Regions from separate parts of the Homo sapiens genome. Here regions 2 and 3 are each linked to region 1. A link is a contact called in ENCODE Hi-C or POLR2A ChIA-PET data. All regions are on one chromosome and are shown on one strand. Each heading gives the region's core, a stretch centred on a gene start or an enhancer-like site at or near the end of the contact. The rest is flanking DNA. Distances are from core to core; before and after follow the strand shown. Region 1 holds the start of SPHK2 (sphingosine kinase 2). Region 2 holds the start of SLC17A7 (solute carrier family 17 member 7). Region 3 overlaps PPFIA3 (PPFI scaffold protein A3).

Region 1 (4,600 bases), core at 2,098-4,597:
CGGAGGTTACAGTGAGCCGAGATGATGCCACTGCACTCCAGCCTGGGCAACAGACCAAGACTCTGTCTCAAAAAAAAAAAAAAAAAAAAAAAAAAGAGAGACAAATGTAGGAAGAAGTTTGCTTATTGCCAAATCATGTACCTAGCATCCAACCCACAGTAGCAACAGCACCAGATAGTATGTGCCAAGGAATGACACGGAGAGAAGGGGGAACAGAAACCCAGTAAGACTGAGACTGGGGCACAGCAACTGAGCTTGGGGCCCTGGGAGAAGGAAAGGCAGAGACACTGGGCAAAGAAGCTGAGATTCAAACATAGAGCCTAAGTCACACAGACGAGAGGACAGGGAGGAGGAAAAGGAGAAAGGACCCTGCAGCTCACACACACTTGCTGTGTGACTGCTGGGAAGCCCCTGAATTCTTGGCCTCAGCTGTCCTGTCTGGGAAGTAGGGAGAAAGCTATTCACACTGAAACAGGAATTAAAAGAAATTAAAGAATGTGTAAGCAAAAACTCAGTTGTATGTAAAAAACCCAATTCCCCCTGAGGAAGAGAAAGAGATTGAGTCCTTTATTTTTTTTTATTTTTTTTTTTTTTGAGACGGAGTTTCGCTCTGTCGCCCAGGCTGGAGTGCAGTGGCGCGATCTCGACTCACTGCAAGCTCCGCCTCCCGGGTTCACGCCATTCTCCTGCCTCAGCCTCCCGTGTGTAGCTGGGACTACAGGCGCGCGCCACCATGCCCGGCTAATTTTTTTTGTATTTTTAGTAGAGACGGGGTTTCACCGTGTTAGCCAGGATGGTCTCGATCTCCTGACCTCGTGATCCGCCCATCTCGGCCTCCCAAAGTGCTGGGATTACAGGCGTGAGCCACTGCGCCCGGCCCGAGATTGAGTCCTTTAAAAATTAACTGCCTGTTTTTCTGTTTGTGGCTAGTGAGCCTTATCTAACTCCCTTTCCCAGGCATCGTGAAGACCCTGTTTCTCTAACTGTGCAGCTGCAAGGTCACTAGACAGGATAAACTCAAGTCCTAAAACATGTTTTTCCTTGAAAAGTAAGAAATAATGTAATGCATGTCTCAATTGAATAACTGTCTTTGTTTCTCGCTGCTATAATATGCTTCCCCCTGCACAGATCTCCCCCTACCCCACGAAATACTTAAAATGTAACTTGACTCTTTGTTCGGTGCTCAGTCTTTTTCGATGTTAATCTGACTGGGCCAGTGCACCTAAATAATAAATAATAAGTATCCTCCTCAACCCCTCAGTTTCTCTGATTCCTAAATTATCCCACTGGAACACCTGCCTGGAGAGAAGGTCTGAAATCACTTATGGAAGGGCTCCCAGGCTGGGCGCGGTGGCTCATGCCTGTAAGCTCAACACTTTGAGAGACTGAGGTGGGAGAATCCCTTGAGCTCAGGAGTTCAAGACCAGCCTGGGCAACAGAGGGAGACCTAGTCTCTAGAAAAAATAAAAAAATTGGCCGGGTGCAGTGGCTCATGCCTGTAATCCCAGCACTTTGGGAGGCCGAGGCCGGCGTATCACCTGAGGTCGGGAGTTTGAGACCAGCCTGACCAACATGGAGAAACCTCATCTCTATGAAAAATACAAAAGTAGCTGGGTGTGGTGGCGCATGCCTGTAATCCCAGCTACTTGGGAGGTTGAGGCAGGAGAACTGCTTGAACCCGGGAGGCGGAGGTTGCAGTGAGCCAAGATCGTGCCATTGCACTCCAGCCTGGGCAACAAGAGCGAAACTCCACCTCAAAATAAATAAATAAATAAAAATAAAAAAATTAGCCAGCCATGGTGGAGGCTACTTGGGAAGCTGAGGTGGGAAGATCACTTTAGCCCAGGAGGTTGCAGCTGCAGTAGGCTGTGATTGTGCCACTGCTTTCCAGCCTGGGCAAGAGTGAGACCCTGTTTTTTCTTTTTTTTTTTTGAGACGGAGTCTCACTCTGTCACCCAGGCTGGAGTGCAGCGCGATCTCGGCTCACTGCAACCTCTGCCTCCCGGGTTCAAATGATTCTCCTGCCTCAGTCTCCCGAGTAGCTGGGATTACAGGTGCGCATCACCATGCCTGGCTAATTTTTGTATTTTTAGTAGAGATGGGGTTTCACCATGTTGGCCAGGCTGATCTCGAACTCCTGGCCTCAGGTGATCCGCAGGCCTTGGCCTCCCAGAGTGCTGGGATTACAAGCTTGAGCTACCACGCCTGGCCTCCAATTTTTTTTTTTTTTTTTTAAAGAAAAGCTTCAGATTTTGTCTTTCCACAGTATGAGGATCTTGGCTTTTAGATGGTCCCTTACCTGGTCCTGCTGCTCCTCTGCTTCAAGGTGTCCATTCATCTGCTGGTCCTCTGCTCTGTTACATCAACGGGACCCTGGCCCTGGGTCTTAAGCCATAGTAGGCTGGTAGGAGCAAGGAGTCAGGTCTCACTGTCCTGGCCTGACCTTCAGCTCTGTGGAGGAGAGGTAAGTGAGGAGCAGCATTGACAGCCAACTGCAGGAGGCCCTTCCAGGCTCAATGTGCCTGAGAACCAAGAGGCAGGGGCCTCCCTGGCGGGTGGGGGGAAGAGTAGATAAGTCATTTTAATCACTGCCCCAGCCAGTCCATCTGGTTGCACACAATATGTATGCTATAATAGGAGTGAAGGCTAATTTTTATTGAGCACTTATTATGTGCAAAATATTGACCTCAGCAGTTTTATTAACTTTCATAATCCTGAAAAACACCCCTGTGTGCCAGGCCTGTTGTCATCCCCTTTTTGTCCATAAGGAGAGTAAGGCCCAAAGAAGTTAAGTGATTTTCCCAAGATCACAGAGAGGTTAAATGACTTGCCCAATCACCCCATTAGTAACTAGCAGAGCCAGGATTTGAATTTGGTTATAGCCTTGCAAGGCCCCATCTCACCATCTTTCTTTGCCACTACTTCTCCCTGGGTCTCCATCTCACCCCTCTTTCTAGGTCTCCTTCCTACCCTTTGGGCCTCCATTCCCCCCACCCCCAAGCCACGGAGTCTCCATTTTGCCTCCCCTATGAAACTCTGTCTCCCTCTTTCTAGGTCAGGGAAGGGCCATCTAGGGGCCGGGGGAGAAGGAGAAGCGGAACTCAAAGGATGGGAATACAGGATGCTATAGATTGAGGTGCAGCAAGATCATCTCGGGTTAGACCTTAAGTAGGACTTCCCAAGCAGCGGCTGCGCCTACGAAGTGCAGCGCGAGATCAGGGAGCGGTGAACCTGATAAGGAAACGCCCGAAGCGTGGGGTCGGAAATTTCCAGATGCCCCGACTAGCCCTGCCAGCCCCGCCTCCTCACCTCCAACACTGGGCCCGCCGGGTCCTCCGGGAGCCACTGAGAGGCCGTCGGCGTCGGGCCAGAGCGTCACCGCGCGACGCATCGTGCTAGCTACACGCATCTCGCTCCCAGATCCCTTTCTTCCGGAAAGCTATCGAGAACACGGCCTGGGTAGGGCCAGAGAGGCCCCCGACGTGCTGGCCCTTCCCTCTTGGACGTTGCGCTTGTTCCTGCGCTCTATGCTCTCTGCCGTTATCGCCCGGCTAGTCAGTCGTCCAACTCACCACAGAGAAGTCCGGATCGTGGTAGAGCGCCGCGTCGCACCCATGTGACGTCACGGCGGCGCCACTCGCTTGAGGCTTTCCCCGCCCACCCCAGCCCGTTCTCTCTTTCCGGACCTGGCCGAGCAGGAGGCGCCATCATGGTGAGCTCGCTTTGCGGCGTTCGGGGCTGGATAATCCGCTGCCATCCGCCGTGGTTTTGGGCTAGGGGCACGCTGGAGGGCGGCAGGGGGTCTGCGGCTGCCCGGAGGGAGCAATTCCCGATACTGGGGACCTACTCTGGGGGCCAGGAAAGCAGGGATGGGTCAGTCATAGCCTACCGCCCCCACTTAGTAGATGACCAAGTGGAGGTACTCGGAGGCTGATATGACTGGGTTTACAAAGCCAGGAAGTGGCAGAGCCAGGATTCCGACCCAGGTGGCTGGACCCGCAGCCACTCTTAGTTATTTGGCTTTGCTGCCTTTATCTGGACCTGTCACTTTCTAGTATGAAAAGTCGGGTTCGATGGGGGCCGCGGCGGGTGAGAGGATCGAGAGCCGAATAACTGGATTTGGGGACCAGGCAGGTCTCTGAGTCTCAGGCCCCTTCCCACCTTGTGATGGTTTTTGAGCCTTTGCCCCAGTGTCTGGCTGTTCGTTGGGTACACAGTAATCTCATCTGACAAGTTTGTGAATTTGGGAAGAAATAATTCACAGGAGATGCTCATCACGGGGTTTTGCACACAGTAAGTGCTGCATAAGTGGAGCTATTAAATAGTTCTTGTAATTGTCAACACAGTCTGAAAAACTTAAGTTGCTCAGAAAGGCAGCAGGGCGGTAGGAGCCTGGCGAGGCGGCTCACGCTTGTTATCCTAGCACTTTGGGAGGCCGAGGCGGGAGGATTCCTTGCCCAGGAGATCAAGACCAGCCTGGCCAATATTGTGAGACCCTGTCTCCACTTTAAAAACGATGTTTTAAAAAGACACTATTTGGTAAGGGTTGTTGGATTGACTGATGCTGTAGGAGAGGTGGTTCTAGTAGTATTGCTAGGTT
Region 2 (4,600 bases), core at 960-3,459, 820 kb before region 1:
CTTTCCTCCTTCCTCGGTTTCCATGGCGATGGTTTCGGCAAAGGCCCAAGTTTTGGCAGCGGCGGGGCCCGCTTCCCACTCCCTCCTCTTCACCATCTGCTCCACCCTCACACCTGGCCCCAAGCCGCAACCACCGCCTCCGCACCCGGGCCGGGGACTCTGCAGCCACTGGGTGGCGCGTGTGAGCGGCTCCCGCGCTGCTACTTCAGCCCCACGAGTCCCAGTTCCTACCTCCCTCCTGCCTCAGACCCGCAGCGTCCTCCGTTCTGGGGTCCCAGGGGTTTCTCAAAGCTGTGAGACCCAGAGACACAGCCAGTCAAGGCTGGAAGCGAGAGGCTGCGGCGGTCAGTGGCTTCCCGGCCACCCCGTCCTTGGCGCCCGCCCGACGCGCCGTCTGCTCCTCCCACCCCACCGCGGGCCGCATCATGAAAATTTAATACCAAATGCATTTGCGGCCCGACGCGGGGAGGTAGTGGGGAAAGGATCACCCTCCTGGGGCCTGGATCTGGAGGTGGACTCAGCGCCGGGAGATGGGCTGGTCTGAGGACAGGAGCGGGGCGGGACCCTGTCTGCGGGCCCAGGACAGGGAAGGGCCGGGCTCTACCCAACGGGGCGGCGCTGGAATTCCGGCGTGGAGACAGAGTTCGGTGGGCGGGGACAGATTCCGGGGGTGGGAGCAGGACTGGGAGGGCAGGGACAGATCCCAGAGGCGGAGGCGGTGGGCGGGGGACAGATCCCATGGGGCAGGGGCAAGACTGGGAGGGCGGGGACAGATCTCAGGGGCGGAGGCCAGAGCTCGGTGGGCGGGGTCAGATTCCGGGGGCGGAGGCAGGACTGGGAGGTCGAGGACAGATCCCAGTGGCGAGGGTCAGAAGTCGGAGGGCGGGGACAGATCCCATGGGGCCGGGGCAAGACTGGGAGGGTAGGGAGAGATCCAGGGGGCGGGGAGAACTGGGTGGGCGGGGACAGATCCCATGGGGCAGGGGTAGAACACAGAGGGCGGGGACAGATCCCAGGGACGGAGGCCAGAACTCGGTGGGTGGGGACAGATTCCAGGGGGCAGAGATAGATCCTGTGGGGAAGGGGTAGAACTCAGATGGCAGGAACAGATTCCAGGGGGCAAGGACAGAACTGAGAGGGCGGGAACAGAGCCAGGGACAGATCCTAGGAGAAGGGGACACAACTCCAACGGTGGGGAGAGAACTCAGAGGGCGGGGGCAGAACTCAGGTCAGCGACAGATCCTAGGGGAGGAGACAAATTCAGAGGGCGGGTGAGGATGCCAGGGGGTGCGGATCACAATTTAGGGGGCGGGACAGATCTCAGGGGGTGGAGACAGAACTCAAATAGAGGAATGGATCCCCCGGAGCTAGGGAAGAACTCAGAGCGCGGACAGATCCCAGAGGAGCAGAGAAATAACACAATGGGGAGACTATGGGGTCGCAGCTGGCACTGGCGGGGTGTGTGAAATATAACTGTGGGGGGCGGAAGCCAGAGGGAAGAAAATCGGGGTTAGGGAATGAAACTCAGGGAGAGAAGCAACAGGGAGGAGAGAGACGCCGGAGGGAGAATAGAGCTGGAGGAGTATGGGATTCAAAGGGGAAAGATGGAAACTAAGGAGGAGATGGAGCTCAAGGGTGAAGAACCCGGGTGGCGAAAGGGACTAGAGGGGGACGACAGGTGGATCGAAGTAGGCGTTGGACTTGAGGGGAAAGAATTTCCCTTGAATGAGAAAACAAAGAACTCCCTGGATGAGACTATTGGAACTGGGGACGAGGTGGGATGGGGATGGAATTGCGGGGTGGGGGCGGGGAGGAGTGAAGGAACTGGAGGATGAACGCAGAGGGAAAGTCAGAGAAGACAGGATTGTAAGGGACGCAATTAGGGGGAACAGAAGTCGGGGAGAGAAATGATGGGGATGAGAACTCAGGAGAGGAGAGAAAATCTGGGTAGGAGCCAGGGGTGATGGAACAGGGATAGGGGGAGTAGCCTGGGGAAGGAACAGAATTGGGGGGCGTGAACTCGGAGGCGTGAGTTCAGAACCCACAGGCGTGGTCTTGGAAGGCTCAGGAGGGGACAGGACGAGGATGAAAGGGCTGCGAGAGGGGGCGGGTCTGACAGACGAGGGGAGGGGCCTGGTGGGGCCGGGGCGGGGCCTCCCGCGCCCCGCCCCCGGCGCTGAGTCCTGTGACAGCCCCCGGGCCGCCTGCACTTGCAGCCTCCTTCCCCCCGAGCGGAGCTGCGGGGCCGGCCGGGCCGGGGCTGGACCCCGGGAACCCGGACGCGGCCGCCCGGGCCCGCGGGCGGGGGGATCGGCGGGGGGGACCCGCGGGGTGACCGGCGGCAGGAGCCGCCACCATGGAGTTCCGCCAGGAGGAGTTTCGGAAGCTAGCGGGTCGTGCTCTCGGGAAGCTGCACCGGTGAGCCTGGCGGGGGTCCCGGGAGAAGAGTGGGAGGATCTGAGGAGGATGCTAATTCCCACCTGGGCGCAGACTGACAGATGAACGGGCGATACCCCGGCATGGGGGTCCACCCATCTGTCCAGTTTTCTGCCGTGGGCTCCGACGGCGCTGTTCTCCCTGGTCGAGCCTTGTCCATTATCCTGTTCCTTTTTCTGCACCCCACCCCACCCGGCTCCACTCTCTCTGGTGCTGTAAATGCCTCTCTCCCGGGTCTCTGGCTCCTCCCCCACCACTTCTGGGTCTCTGTCCCCGTCTCTTTCTGGATGTCTCTGCCCCTTTTCTCTCTGGGTCTCCGTCTCCCTCTTTTTCCAGATCTCGGCTCCCTTCTCTCTGGGCCCCTCCTTCTCCCTAGATCTCTGCCTCCGCTTCTTTGCGTCTCTGTGCCCCTCTCTCTGGTTCTCTGGCCATTGCTCTCACTGGATCTCTATCAACTCCTGACTCAGAGTCTCTGTCCCCCTCTTTCTGGGTCTCTCCTCTTCCCTGGATCTCTGGTCCCCACTTCTCTGGGTCCCTGTCCCCGTCTCTGTGTTTTAATTCTCCCACCATGGGTCTCTCCGTCTCTCTGTGTCTTTTTCCGTTTCTGTCTGGCATGGAGTTTAATCTGCAGCTAAAGCGGATTGGGGCTCATAGCCCGTTGTCCTTGAGGGGGTGAGGCTGGGTGGAAGAAGTCACAGCACCCTGGGTCCCTGGGAGAGAAAGGAGTTAGAGGCCAAAAATTTCGGCTCCTGGGGTAGGACAGCCTTCCCAAAGGATACAGGCTGGGGCTGACAGGGACTCCCTCCCAACCAGGTTGATGACCCCAGTGAACCGAGTGTCCCTCAGGATAATCTGGACACCTCCCCACAGGCTCTCACCCCCAACCCCAGCTTTGGCTCTAAGTCAGATAAATTACTCAGCTGCGGAAAAGCCTAAAAATATATCTGGCCACAGTGCACGAAGGAGATGGCCTCATCAGCACCATGCCCCTGCCGCCGTGCCCTCAGGCCCTGTCCCCTTGGCCCACAGCCCTGACCCTGTGTTTCGCTGAGCTTCAGTCCACCTCGCTAGGCCATGGGGGTCCTTTGCTAAGTCTAACATCAGTCTTGCTTGCTGCAGATCACCTCTTAGCTCCAAAGTTACCCCACCCTCTAGTAACATGAGAGACAAGAATAAGGCTGGACAGAAGTGGGGGGAGGTGGGCAGGAGGATGGTGCAGTGACGGAGGTTGGTGGTGGAGGGGAAGCTGAGATAACCTCACCCCTTCTTTTTCCAATTTTCCAGCCCCTCCCCACCCTTTTTCTCGCCTCCTTTCACGAGTTTCTCAAAATACATCAGTGTGAAGTCAGGAGAATGAGAGAGAGAGAAAGAGACGTGCTGGTGGAGGGGGCTGGGGGGTGGCAGCGGGAGGGATGTATTCCTCAGGCCCCTCCCTCAGTCTCTGCCTCTGTTTCTCATCTGTGCTAGGGTTTCTCACAGTCAATCTCTCTGGCTCTCACTCTCTGAGTTACCTCTTGGGTCCCCAGAGACCCCCGGGCTCTGGCCAGGACCATCAGCAGGGAGTTTGTGCAGAGAAAAGCATTTGCTTCCAATGCCTGGGGTTTGCTCTGATGGTTGGAGGGAGAGGGGAATACCCCATATTAGAGACAACAGGTTGATCTCATTTAATCCTCTAGACAAAGATGGGGAAACTGAGGCTCCATTCTGGGGTTGGGGAGATCAGTGGATGAGTATGAGCCCCATGATTTGAACCCAGGTCAGTCTCCCTCCCAAGCCTAGAACAGAGCTCTTCCTTGAGAAGAGTGATGCCACAGCTGGTGGGGAGCTTCCTTGCACCCAGGGTGACTTGGAACAAGGACATGGGGGAATGGGATGCCAGAGAGATGAGAACCCAAGGTGCCTCCTTTCTGAGAGCCAGGTCTTGGGCAGGGGGATGCCGAGGGCCAGTAAGGGATCAGGTCCCATTGCTGTTCTTGTCTGTGACCTTGGAGTGCCACTTCAGCTCCCCGAGCCTCAGTTTCCTTAGTTGTACAATGGGAAGAGAAGAGAGAGCAGAGGGACATAAGGAGACAAAGACGTGGGGGAGTGGACAGAGATCCTGAGAGAAGCAGAGAGAGAGAGAGGGAGAGACAGAGAAGTTGAGACATCTCAATTTGGGGTAATG
Region 3 (4,600 bases), core at 64-2,563, 530 kb before region 1:
AAATGAGTGGAGGGTTGAGATGCGGGCTTAGAGCCTAATGGGCGAGGCCAACTCAAGTAGGAATCGAAGGGGCGGGGCTACTGGAGAACGGAATCACCCAGAACGAAAAAGGGGTCCGGTAGAAGGGATTCAGTTGGAAGAAGGAATTAGGGAAAAGGAGGTGGAGCTAGCACTAATCTCGCACGCTATACTGAGTGGCTGCCTAATTTTGCTCGTGCAGTACCCCTCAAGCCTCTTTTCTCTGCTGTCCCACAGGAAGCTACGTTGACTATTTCTCCTCGTCCCTTTATCAGTAAGTGTGTAAAAGGGGAGCGTGTAAAAGCCCCGTTTAGAGAAGTGCTTGTCTCGCTATGAGTTATCAGATGACTCTGGGACTCCATTTCCCCGTCCATGAAATGGGCAGGTTAATGATCTCTAAGCGTCCTGGGGTGGGCTTTGAACACCAGCTGTCTAACTTCTGGCGTTCTCGTCTCCAGGGCCCTGGCAGACATGCTGGAAACGCCGGAACCCTGACCCAGTCGCTCGACTGCGACGCAGGTGTACCTCCCCCTGCCTTCCAACCCCTTTCCACGAGCTATATTTATTTCTCCGAATAAACGTGCTCCCCGAAACCTCATTGTCAGACGTGGGGTCTGGGAATCTCAGGGCATCGGGGAATGCGGGTAGGGTCTAGAGACCTGGACCTAGACTTGAGGGATGAGGGGCCTGGACTCCTGGCTCGAGGTGGTTGGTTGAACAGCCCCCCCCCCCCCCGCAAAAAAAAAATCAGTCAACAAGGAAGCTTTTTGAAACAGTTCTCTTTACCCGTGATCACTGAGTGACGCCTGGGGCGGGGAGGCCGACCGAGAGTCGGGGGCGAGGGCTCCCCCACCGTCCCCCTGCCCCCACGCCACGTCGCCCAGCGGCATCGTGGAAAGAGGATTCTCCCATGCAAACCCCGGAGCCAGAGGAGAAGGGGAAGCGCCATTCTGCGCCCCCTACCCCCGGGGCACGGACACGGCCACAGCACGGGGGGCGGTGAGGCCCCGGGGACACGAGACACGGGGGAGGGAGAGGGGAACCCGCCCGCAGATGACCCGGGGGACCGGCGACCGGACGCGGCGGGGCGGAGCTGAGTGGCACAGGGGGCGAGGCTTGTAGCAGCGAGTCCCCCCTCCCCTCCTTTCGGACGAAGAAGGAAGACTTGGGCCCCGCGACTGGGCAGGAAAAAGGGGAGGGAGCAGCCTCTCCCCGCATGCGGCCCGGGAGGGAAGCCCCGCCCCCTTCCCGCGGGTAAAGGACACCCGTCTCCCAACAGAAACTGATCAATAAATTACAAAGTAGAGAAAAGGAAAGCGGACGTTTGGGGCGGGATTTCTTCCTCCCCGCTTCTTCCCCCTCTCAGTCCAGTTCATGTGGTTTGGTCCAGGCCCCGGCCCTGTGCGAGGCGGGCGCGCGCACTCCCGCTGGTCTGTACAGATGGTCCAGTCCTCGGCGCGAGCTCCCCCGCCCGCTCTCCCCGGCGAGGCCACAGTCCGGGCAGGAGAGGGAACAGCCCAGCCTCGGGAAGATTCTTCCGTCCGAGTGAGGTCACCTGCATGACGCCGGGCAGCGCGTGGAGCAGTGAAGATCCACCGTGCCGCCCCGCACCCCCAAGGTCGCCCAGCACGGTCCTCACCTGGAGGCCTGCACTAGCAGGAATAGGTCCGGACCGAAACGCCGTCTGCCCGGGAACTCCCAGAAGTCTGGCCTGGAGGGAGAGCGAGCAGCGGTTCAGCCTGGAGCACCCTCCTCCCTGTTCCTCTCCAGGATTCCTCCCTTTGGACTTCCCTTCCCGATGTCACAACGATCGCCGGGCTCCACATGGGTTTCCCTCCCTTCCCCGCAGCCAAGGACTCAAACTCGCATTGGGCGAGTTCACTCCCGCCCTGGGAAGGGGGAGTGGGATTTATCCATTTCATCCTGACGGGGGAGTCCGGAACGTTGGAGCAGTCCATTCCTCAGGGGTGGGCGAGAAAGGACTAGGCCATTCCAGAACCCGGACTACTGAGGTGGTCCATGCCCCACCCTAGGGAAGCGAGGAAGGGCTGTCGCATTTGGGAGCCCCCCACCTTCTGGCTGCAGCTTGCGGAGAGGGAGCCCCGGAGAGCCCAGGGCTCCCGCTGCAGCCGAACGAAAGTTGGGGGGCAACATCTCAGCTGAGTCGGGAGTTACGCCTCGGAGGTCCTTCTCCCGGAACATCTTCCGCCAGGATGGGGAGCGGCTGAAAGACTTGGCGCTGTCCTAGGTATAGGAGCCGGACAGCCGGTGAGGGACTCCTGCCTTGTCTGACTCCGCCCCTTCCTTTGACTCCACCCCTCTCCGGGTCTCACCTCTCCTTTAACCCCGCCCCTCTCCTGGCCCCGCCTCCAACCGTGACCATTAATAGTCAGGCCCCGCCCCCTCAGCTCAGCCTCTCGAGGAGCCGCTGGGAGCAGAGCCCTCTGAGCTGTTGCCGCGCCCACCTCGTCCAGCCGCCTGTCTGTGCCTAAGGAGATAAGGTTGCTGAATTCCTTCTCCAGAAGCTGCCGGGCCTGGAAAGAGGAGGTGGAGGGGGCGGTTGGAGCGTGCAGTCTGCGAGGTGGGGACGCCCAGCATGCTCCGGGCCCAGCGGCAGCTCACCTGTGCATTCTGCGTGGGGATCTGCAGGAGCAAGGCCAGGTCGGAGTAGTCGAAGGTCTCGTCCAGGGCGAGCAGTGCCCCGTGTACCCCGCTCTCCGTGAGGTTCGTGGCAAATTCCTTCAGGCCCAGCCCGGACACCCAACCCATGACCCGCTCATTGGACCACACCATCACGTCTGGGGACGGAAGGGACCCTCAGCCGTGCCCCTCCCGTGGCCTGGAGAGTTCAGTTTAGCCCATACCTCCACCTCCATTTGGTCTCTTCGGGCCACGCCCCCCACGCTGGCTCCACCCCCACGGTTATGGTGCCAATTTGCTTCTCCGGTCTCCCCCTACCCCCTCTCCTCCCCATCCAGCTCCACGCCCTCCACCTGGCTCCCAAAGGGACCCTTAGGCTCTACTCACCTCGGATCTGGGTCTGACTTTCTTCCCGCCTCCGCTCCAGGTCCTTCCGGTCATAGTTGAGCCGTTTCAGGCACATAATCCCATAATGTAGACTCACCCTGAGCAGCAGGGGAAGTGGAGTCACGGATGAGCTTTCCAGTCCCCTAGACTGCTGCTCCTACGGGTCCCTCCCCACTGGCTGCGCTCTTCTTGGAAAGGGTGGGGAGCTGATAAGTTCTATTGACTGTTGACCCCCTCAGGAGGTGAGGCATTTTCAATAATAGGCACTTCCTACTGGCCAGCCTGGAAGGGGTCCAGGGTTAACTAGCCAAGCCATTTCAGGATCTGAACTTTTCCTGTGGACCATCTCATTGGTGAAAGGAGCACAGAGTCAGGATTTCCTGAGAACTCAGGCTAAAAGGGCCAAGATAAGCCTGGGAATCTCCCATGGCCAATCCTATTGGCCAAAGACTCTCTGGGGTGGGGCTTCCCTTTGGACTGTCCCCACTGGCCAGGCAGCCCCCACCTGTGAAAGCTGTCCACCATCTTGAGTTGGCCCCGGAGCTCCTTCTTGTTAAGGTGATCTAACATTCGAGCGTCCACCAGCGACTCCATGAAGTAGCTGCGGTATTGGGGCAGCCCCAGGCTGGGCAGCCAGTCGTTCCCCACCCACTCGTGGTTCATGTCGCCATATGCCAGGATCTGGGGCCATGGGCAGGTGAGGGAAGAGTCAGGCCCTCTGGCCCCTTCCCACTGTGCATGAGAGGGGTACAGTCCAACCTCCCAATCCAAGGTTTTTTCCCACCCCATGGTAGGACAATGACCAATCTCTGCTCAGGATAATGGACCAATCCAGAGTTGTCTCCTAGCCCTTCATGACAGCATATACTCTTGGCTACTCAAACAGTTGTCCTGAGACCTAGAGCGTCACCATCACCTGTGGACTTGCTGGAATTGCAGAATCTCAGACCTTACTCCAGACCTACTGAAGTCGGTATCGGCATTTTCACAAGACCCTCAGGTGATTCGAAATATACATTATATTTATTTTTAAATTTCTTTCTTTCTCTCTTTCTCTCTCTCTCTCTCTCTCTCTCTTTCTGAAAGAGTCTGCTATGTCACCCAGGCTGGAGCGCGGTGGCACGATCTCGTCTCACTGCAACCTCCCCATCCCAGGTTCAAGCAATTCTCTTGCCTCAGCCTTCGAGTAGCTGGGATTACAGGTACGAGCCACCACGCCCGGCTAATTTTTGTATTTTTTAGTAGAGACGGCGTTTCACCATGTTGGCCAGGCTGGTCTCAAACTCCTGACCTCAAGGGATCCGCCCACCTCAGCCTCCCAACGTGCTGGGATTACAGGCATGAGCCACCGCGCCTGGCTGTATTTGTTTATTTTTTAGAGACAGGGTCTTACTATGTTGCCCAGGTTGACCTCAGCTTCGTGGGCTCAAGCGGTCCTCCTGCCTCAGTCTTCCAAGTAGCTGAGACTACAGGTGTGTGCCACCCCACTACACATTAAATTTGGGGAAGCACTGCTTTAACTCTGTCTCACTGCAGTCCAACGTCACTAAACCCC

What was found. Hi-C counts contacts between places; a loop is a spot of excess contacts on that map. ChIA-PET counts read pairs that join two places held with the same protein, here RNA polymerase II (POLR2A). Pooled maps may share reads with other maps.
Region 2: a pooled map shows a loop between it and region 1 (5-fold over the local background). The contact joins the promoter of SLC17A7 here to the promoter of SPHK2 in region 1. A Hi-C loop is called at or near these places in 1 of 37 single-sample maps with no recorded cell type and 8 of 50 pooled maps. POLR2A ChIA-PET finds 5 or more read pairs at or near these places in 1 of 52 experiments (WTC11).
Region 3: a loop to region 1 is called in a pooled map, with 6 times the contacts of the local background. The contact joins the enhancer-like site here to the promoter of SPHK2 in region 1. A Hi-C loop is called at or near these places in 4 of 50 pooled maps. POLR2A ChIA-PET finds 5 or more read pairs at or near these places in 3 of 52 experiments (K562, WTC11 and activated CD8-positive, alpha-beta memory T cell).

The regions. Positions count from the first base shown.
Region 1 is chr19:48,618,253-48,622,852 of GRCh38, reverse strand. It overlaps SPHK2 (sphingosine kinase 2), which reads right to left and starts at 3,347. Exons shown (of 7, transcript NM_020126.5): 1 at 3,310-3,347; 2 at 2,300-2,451. The coding sequence starts at 2,338. It overlaps RPL18 (ribosomal protein L18), which reads left to right and starts at 3,675. Exons shown (of 7, transcript NM_000979.4): 1 at 3,675-3,712. The coding sequence starts at 3,710. RefSeq lists enhancers at 3,004-3,093, 3,254-3,933, 4,204-4,600.
Region 2 is chr19:49,439,136-49,443,735 of GRCh38, reverse strand. It overlaps SLC17A7 (solute carrier family 17 member 7), which reads left to right and starts at 2,209. Exons shown (of 12, transcript NM_020309.4): 1 at 2,209-2,418. The coding sequence starts at 2,357.
Region 3 is chr19:49,147,209-49,151,808 of GRCh38, reverse strand. PPFIA3 (PPFI scaffold protein A3) reads right to left here. Exons shown (of 30, transcript NM_003660.4): 24 at 3,551-3,726; 25 at 3,046-3,143; 26 at 2,641-2,816; 27 at 2,484-2,552; 28 at 2,091-2,262; 29 at 1,658-1,729; 30 at 783-1,573. The coding sequence ends at 1,671. It overlaps HRC (histidine rich calcium binding protein), which reads left to right. Exons shown (of 6, transcript NM_002152.3): 5 at 256-292; 6 at 477-611. The coding sequence ends at 513. Among named protein-coding and RNA genes, the nearest start is that of HRC, 5.9 kb to the left of the region's middle. RefSeq lists enhancers at 1-477, 2,067-2,286. Within about 2 kb of position 1,313, at least 34 of the 41 ENCODE cell types and tissues checked have a DNase peak (open chromatin) inside an H3K27ac peak, as active enhancers do.